Regions from separate parts of the Homo sapiens genome. Here region 1 is linked to region 2. Evidence: chromatin loops called from intact Hi-C (ENCODE). Cell type or tissue: heart left ventricle. All regions are shown on one strand.

Region 1 (4,000 bases), 120 kb before region 2:
AAAATGTATCCTTTGCTCCCATTCTTTCAATCAAAGCATGAAGCTTAAGCAGCAAATTCAAAGATTAGCTCAGACCCCAATTAGTCCCCCTTGAGGTCCAGGATAAAATTCCTAATAAAATTGTAAATCTCTGCCCTGTTGTTTAGGGGACTTGGTATTGACAGTTCTTTCTTTCCTTTCACAATTAGTAACTGAGTTTCAGATGAGATTTAAAAATAAAAATGAACAAGAAATGAGCTTGCCTCCCTGTGGCAGCATGCACTCTAGCTAATCTGCAAATGCTATAATTATGCAAGGTGCTGATAGATTTGTCTCTGGGCTGGTGGTCAGGATCCAATTGAACTGCTGCAGTTGCTGCTTTATCATCACAAATGTTCTGCACTTCTTAGCAATTCTCAGGCCTAAACATGATATTGGAATTTAAAGAGGCACCATAGCCTTATATCCCATTGAGATGTGCTGGGTTAAGTGCCAGTTCATCTCTTTCCATTCACAGGTTTAGGGGGAAAAGGTGTATATGTGTGGGGTGTCCTACAGGGATCATGTTTCAACTGGCTGTTTGCCACAAAGCCATTCCCATTGGACTAGGAACCCTAGTGTAATTATCGTAGAGTCAAAGAGGCTAAAACCACTGACTCAGTACTGAGCTCTTTACCTGTCTACTGCCTACAACTTATATCCTGTTTTCCTATTCATCTTGCAAGTGGGGGCTTTTGGTCCCAAGGGGACACCAAATAAGACAATATAAGCTTCATTTAACTTCATATCTAAATTGGCCACATTTGTAACTGTCTTCTTTACCTTACAAGGTCATCATGAAGATAATATGAGCTAATGTATCTGAAAGCACTTTGAAACTTATGAACCACCTATAAATGTAAGATGCTTAAAATTATCATTAATATTAGTGAATGTCACTTCAGCAATTGATATTTAACAATAATAAAATTAGGGTAAATACATCCATAGTCCATGGCGGAAGATAAGGGAAGGGGAAAACAATGACCCCAAACTCATCCTGCTGAAAGCAGAGCAAGATTGTCATTTCCATACATGAAATACATTCCTTACAATTGCTTCCCACCTATCACATTCCAGTTAATTTATTTGGAAGAAGGAAATATTTTAAAATAAGATTGCCCAAGAATAGTTTCCAGCAAACTAAATGTCTATAATTTGGATGTGTAAGGTAAATTGACAATAATTCTATAAAGAAATCAAAATGGGTTTTTTATTAATAAAATGAAAAATGGCTGGATTTAATTTTATTTATGTTTTGAATACATAGCATATGGGGATGGTTCAAAATATAAAGGCATATAGTGAAGATTAAATCTTCCTTCTGCCTGCCCATGACACCCTTTCCTTACCCACCACAGTTACTCAGCCATCCACTCCCTCTCTTCAGAGGACACCACTGTTACCAGTTGCACATGTATCCATCTAGAAATATTTCATACATATACAAACATTTATATATGCATATGTATGTTTTATACTCAAAATAGCATGCTGCGCATACTATTTGGGACCTTGTTTTTTTCATTAAACAGTATGTCTTGGAAATATTTTCATATCTAATCTACAGATTTACCTAATTATTTTAAACAGCAGTATCATAATATGTCATTATATGAAATCACCACAATTGTAACAAGGCTCCTACTATTAGAAATTGAGGTTGTTTCCAATATTTTACTATTACAAATAATAGCAAACTACAACAAAATTGAACATCTGATATAACTGGATTTTAAATTCAAACATATTCATTTTTTTTAAAGTAGATCCCTCATGTTTCCAATAATATTTAAAAATCAGATTATTAAGAGTAACTGTAGTATTTATGAAATGAAGACTAGACATTATATTAGTAGGTCTAAATTATGCCAAAGTCAATTAAAACAAAAATGTTGTTCAATTCCATAAGGACAATACATATTGTATGTCATCTTGAATGATGTGTTGGAAAAATGAAGGCAATTAATTCACTGAAATTTTTCCACTTCAGGCAGCTCAGGTATTAGGAAGAGAAAGCTAATGTGCCATAAAGCTCTTTCCTAAGTATATTTCTGGTGCATTTGTTTATTATCAACAACTATTTTGGGAATCTCTCCAAATTTGTATAGTTCCCTAACCTTACCTGTCCTGTAATCAACTTTTATTTCTCTCTTTCGCTTCTAAATATTCTTCAAATAGTATGAGATCTTCTCTCATGTTGGCAGGGAATTCCTAAGCTAGTCAATTAATGGTGGCTTAATCATTATAGCACAATCCTATGCTATTCCTCCTGTGAATTATAAAGAAGTATAAAACATTTCTTTTTAGTAGGTAAGAGTTCAGTTGGATACTTGAAGCAAGACATAAATACAGAATCAGTTAAAGGGAATTCAGGATATAAACAATAGTTTGATATAAGTAAGGGTTGTTTTATGACAACAATACACATGACATTATGTATCTGCATACTGAGTCCTCTCATTTCTTTCTTCCAGGTGCCTCTCAGATTTGTCCTCTCATTAAAAAAAAAAAAAAATTCCCCAAACTCCAACCTGGTGTGACTGCTCACCACCACCCATCCCCACACACTGCAGCATTGTTTCCTCAACCTCTTAGTTTTTGTTCTTCTCTCAGCCCATTCCACATATCAAGCCAATCATCATTAGACATCACTTCCTTTGAGTCATTTTTTGTTTCAAGATCTACAATGACACTCCAGCCTAGAACATCATGTCCAAATTCCTCTGCCTGTTACTCAGAGTCCTCCAGAATTCAGCCCCATCCAATCTATCTAGTTTCATTTTTAATTCATGGTGCTCACAAAACCCCTTCTCATCAGGCTCATTTTCCTCAAAGCATATTATGCTTGTGAAGTTCTACTTTTGTGCCTTGGTTTATGTTGTTAATCTTTCCTGATAATCTTTTGAAAATCTTTTTGAGAATCTTCTGAGAATCTTTTCTTCTTTACTCTCTGCCTTTCCAAATCTTCTCCACTCTCTGCCTTTCCAAATTTTCTCCATCCCTTAAGTTTCGTATGGAGATCCATTCTCTTCATAAAACTTTCCCCAAACCTTCCAGCGAATATTAACCTCTCCTTTCTCCATTTCTTTACCACCTATATATAGCCTTATAGCTCAAATGCTACATTCTATGTTCCATTCTCTATTATGGTGTGCTAGTCCTGTGTTCATAGTCCTGTGTTATAAATTGAGGGCAAAGATAAAGACTTTACTTTCTTTCCCTTTAGTAGCTAGCACAAGACTTGGAGTACAAAAGATGCTTAATTGGTATTTTTGATCAATTATCCCAATGAAGATATCATTGCTTTATTATATTGTTTTGGAGGTTGCAGTGGAGAGTGGGGGATAATTCAGAGGTTTAGAAGATTCATGTCACTAAAAATGTCCGTTAGGGTAATATTTCATTGAGAATACCACTACAAAGCATATATGAGGATTTACTATTTCTCAATTATACTTTTAAAATATATATTTCTTTATACTTACAAATTTATAAAAACCACCCAAAATAGTCCATTTGTTTCATCTTGTTGGAAAATGTAGTTGTCAAAATGGCCTATTTACAGTGAATCAATGGTGCTCTAAATGTGCTGGGAAATGGATATTGTATGGATAGAGTAACAACCCAAGTAGGAAGTAGGAACACTGTCTAATAAATGTTTACACACCATCAAGTCTACAAACATTAAATATCATACATGATAGAATCTTTCTCATCCTGTAATTTATCTCAATTTTTCCATTACTTTCTTTCATTTTCTCTTCTAGCTTTACTCACAGACAAGCCTCCCAAGCCATTGTTCCCCATGGAGAATCAGCCAAGTGTTATAGATGTCCAGCTGGGTAAGTCCCCTCCTTGGAATAACACTTCCTAAACTTGCCCTCTGTTAACAGATGGGGAAAATTGCATGAACCAGGAAAGGTTTATTGCCACTGTTATTACATGCAAATCAATTTGTGTTCTGCTCATTTATAACCCT
Region 2 (4,000 bases):
CTTCAAAACACTGATGAATGAAATCGAAGAATACACAAAAAATGAAAAGTCATCTTATATTCATGGAATTAGAAGAATCAATACTGTTAAAATAATGTACTACCCAAAATAATCTATAGATTCAATACAATCCCTATCAAAATACCAATGAAGTTCTTCACAGAAATATTTTTTAAAATTGTAACATTTGTTTGGAACCAGAAAAGACCCCAAATAGCCAAAGCAATCTTGAACAAAAAGAACAAAGTTGGAGGCAGTGCACTACCTGAATTCAAATTATGCCACAAAGCTATAGTAACCAAAACAGCATGGTGCCAGCATAAAAACAGACACATAGACAAATAGAACAGAATGGAGAACTTAGAAGCAAATCCATGTATTTACAGCCAAATGATTTTCAATAGAGGTGCCAAGGAACATACATTGGGGAAAGACAGTCTCTTCAATAAATGGTGATGGAAAAACTGTATATTCATATGCAGAAAGATGAAACTCAACCTCTATCTTTCACCAAATACAAAAATAATCTCAAAATAGATTAAAGACAAACATCAAACTTCAAACCATAAAACGACTAGAAAAATGCATAGAGGAAATACCTCAGGACATTGGTCTGAGAACAAAAGCAAAATTAGGTAAATGAGATTATACCAAATTAAAAAGCTGCACAGCAAATGAAACAATTAATAGAATGAAGAGACAACTTGCAAAATGGGGAGAAATATTTGCACACCATTAACCTGACAAGTAATTAATATGCAGAATATACAAAGAACTCAAAACTTAGCACAGAAACCAATAATTCCATTAAAAATGGGCTAATGATCTGAATAGACATTTCTCAAAAGAAGACACACAAATGGCCAGCCAGTATATGAAAAAGCGCTCAACATCACTGATCATCAAGGGAATGCGAAGCAAAACCACAATAAGATATCATCTCACTCTAGTTGGAATGGCTATTATCAAAAAGAGTAAAAGAATAAATGCTTGTGAGGATGTGGAGAAAAAGGAACACTATACACTGAGGGTGGGAATCTAATTAGTAAAGCCATTATGGAGAACAGTATGGAGGTTCCTCAGAAAAATTAAAAATAGAACCACTATATAATTCATCAATTCCCCTACAGGATATATATCCAAAGGAAAGGAAATCAATGTATCAAAGAGATATTTACACCCCCATGTTTATTGCAGCACAATTCACAATAACCAAGATATTGCATCAACGTTAAGTGTCCAACAACATATGAATAGATAATATCACATATATACAGAAAAGAATCTATTCTGCCATAAAAAGAATTATATCTTGTCATTTGCGGCTACATGGATGTAACTGGAGATAAATATGTCAAGTGAAATAAGCCAGGCACAGAAATATAAATACAGTATGTTCTCACTCATATGTGGAAGTTAAAATAATTGATTTCCTACAAGTAGAGAGTAGAATAGTAGTTACTAGAGGCTTGGAAGGGTATAAGGGAGAGCTGAATAGGGAAAGGTTGGTTAAAGCATACAAACCTACAACTATATAGGAGAAATAAAGTTCTAATGTTTCATATTTTTGAAATAGCTGTGTATTTACTCCATATTTTGAAATAGCTAGAAAAGAGGAGTTTGAATGTTTCTAGCACAAAAAATGATAAAAGTTTGAGGTGATGGATATGCTAATTATCCTGATTTGATCATTGCACATTGTGTGTACCAAAATATCACTCTGTACTCCATAAATGTACAATTATTTGTCAATTTAAAAAAGTGATCAATATTTTTATTGAAGTATTTTTTCACTTGTTTTAAAAAAAGCTTTGTCCCCTACTAAAAAGCCATACAGATAGTTTAATCAGTTCTATTTTTATGCAATAATATTTTATGATTCATTTTTAAGAATCAGTTTGGCTTTTTTTAATGGTACGTGGTATGGATTGTTTTTGCTTTTTTTCATTTATTTCATAACAAATGGTCAATTGTATCAGCATTCTTTAATTGAAATTTCTGCTTTCCAATACATTAAATTCTAATGTATATATGTGTCTGTTTTGGAACTCTGTTATGTTTCATTGATATATTTGTCTATTTCTATGCCAGCACCATGTTCTTTTAATTATGATAACTTTATAGTATGTTAGTTTTGCTTATGAGCGTCAGATAGTTTTTCACAAAGAAAGTGACTCTTGACCAGGTATTAAAAGATGCATGGACATTCAGCAGACAAAAAAAAAAAAAAAAAAAAAAAAAAAAGGAAATAAGGCATTCCAGTTAGAAGAAACATGGGCCAATACACAGAGGTATGAAATCAATTGTATGGCATATTTAAGGACTCTCAGCTGTGTTGTATCACTAGAGGACAGTTCTTATAGTAGTCCAGGGTGGGTTTTGAGGGCAGAGAAGAAGATTGGGGCATATTATATAAGGGTCTTTCATTGCTTTGTTTAAAAGATTCTGGAATTATTCTTGAAGCAGAGGAGAGTTACTGAAGGCTTTTGAGTAGGGGAATAATATAATCAGCTGTCTTTGGCAGAAGTGTGAAGATGGTATAAAGAGCTTATGGAACTGCTGTAGGTATTCAGAGAAAGAAGAGAGCTCTGCAATCTGGATTAGTCAGAAGAAGCTTTATAAGGGAACTGCTAAACTGTGAAGGAATGATAGGATGGGTTAATTTAAGGGAATACTCTGATTCATGGGTTCAGGAGGAGAAACCTCTTATATGTTTATTTAATTTATATTTGTATTATTTTTTATCTTATATTTTTTAAGAATCAGGTGAGTTAAAATAAATCCGATATTCATTAGGTGCAGATATCTTCCCATGTAATTTAATTCAAGCCAAGGTAGTCTTTGTTACAAAATGGTGCAATGTGGCTCTTTTAAGTAATCAAGCTTTAAAATGTCAAATAAAGATTTTTCATTCACCAAAAGAAAGCAATTCTGAGAGAATTTTTAAAACCATTAAGGACAGACATACCTTTAGTTTAAAAGGCAGCTTGGAAACTCATAGTGAAGGAAAGAGTAAGTGGGCAAGCAAAGCAGAACTTCAAGTTAAAACCTAGGCAGAAATTAAATATTTTATCCAACAAAAAAGCAGAGAGTATATGTTTGTGACTTCACTGTTACTCACTTTTAGTAAAGAGCAAGAAAGTGTCAATGGAACATTTTAAACCATGAAATGTAATTGTTTTAAAACTGTGATTAATCTGGGATAGATAAAACCAGAGTTCTTTTTAAAATGATTGGACAGCCTGTTGAGAGAAATAGGATACATAAAGCACAAATTAGAAAACCTTCACAGATATCTGTTGTTTCCCACTTGTTCTATGTGGAATTGCATGGCTAACCTAATTATTTACTAACTTTAAGTAATTTATTATACTTAAAATAACTTTAAAGATAAATATTAGTGAGCATATAGTGTGGACTGTACCAGTTTTTTCTTGGTTTGTCTATGTCTAAGAAAATCCAAACTGCCATGCCTGCTATTCTAGCTTGATGATTCACCACAAATTACACGGTGGCAACTTCCGGAAATAAAGGCAGAGTTCAGTAGGGACAAACTCAACTCCTCTCTAGGATCTGTTCTTAAACTTCATCCCCTGAAACATGGGAGAATTTCACACCCCTTGTGCCATAATCTCTTTGTGAGTAAACTGCTATTTTGAGCCACTGCTTAAAATGGGTTGGTTCTTTATGCTCAAAATATTTTAAAGATTTTAGAAAGAAAAAAAAATATGGGAAAGAAGCCTGATGGTGAACTCTCTTTTAAATCAGTTAATTGTAGGGAGCAAATAGCTTATGCAGAAATTACAAGTTTTTAAGCAAGGAGATAAATATTGGTAATATTATTCATTAAAAGAGGTATTTGGGGATGAAGAAAACATTCTGGAAATGGATAGTGATGATAGTCATACAACATTGTGAATGTACTTAATGGGCGCTGAATTGTACACTTAAAATGGTTACAATGGTAAATTTTGTGTTATCTATATTTTACAATTAAAAA

The links. A loop is a pair of places that touch in the nucleus more often than their neighbours do. Peaks named below come from ENCODE experiments on the same cell type or tissue, not always from the same donor. Only the 100,000 strongest peaks of a DNase experiment are listed, where the experiment ranks them.
Region 1: a loop joins it to region 2, with 6 times the contacts of the local background. A loop is called at or near these places in 1 of 110 quality-filtered maps.

Annotation. Positions count from the first base shown.
Region 1 is chrX:105,480,525-105,484,524 of GRCh38, forward strand. It overlaps IL1RAPL2 (interleukin 1 receptor accessory protein like 2), which reads left to right. Exons shown (of 11, transcript NM_017416.2): 6 at 3,789-3,863. Among named protein-coding and RNA genes, the nearest start is that of TEX13A, 260 kb to the left of the region's middle. In heart left ventricle, no CTCF peak of the experiment used is centred here; no DNase peak of the experiment used is centred here; H3K27ac peaks cover 818 bases.
Region 2 is chrX:105,605,420-105,609,419 of GRCh38, forward strand. All of the region lies in intron 6 of IL1RAPL2 (interleukin 1 receptor accessory protein like 2), which reads left to right. Among named protein-coding and RNA genes, the nearest start is that of NRK, 220 kb to the right of the region's middle. In heart left ventricle, no CTCF peak of the experiment used is centred here; no DNase peak of the experiment used is centred here; H3K27ac peaks cover 157 bases.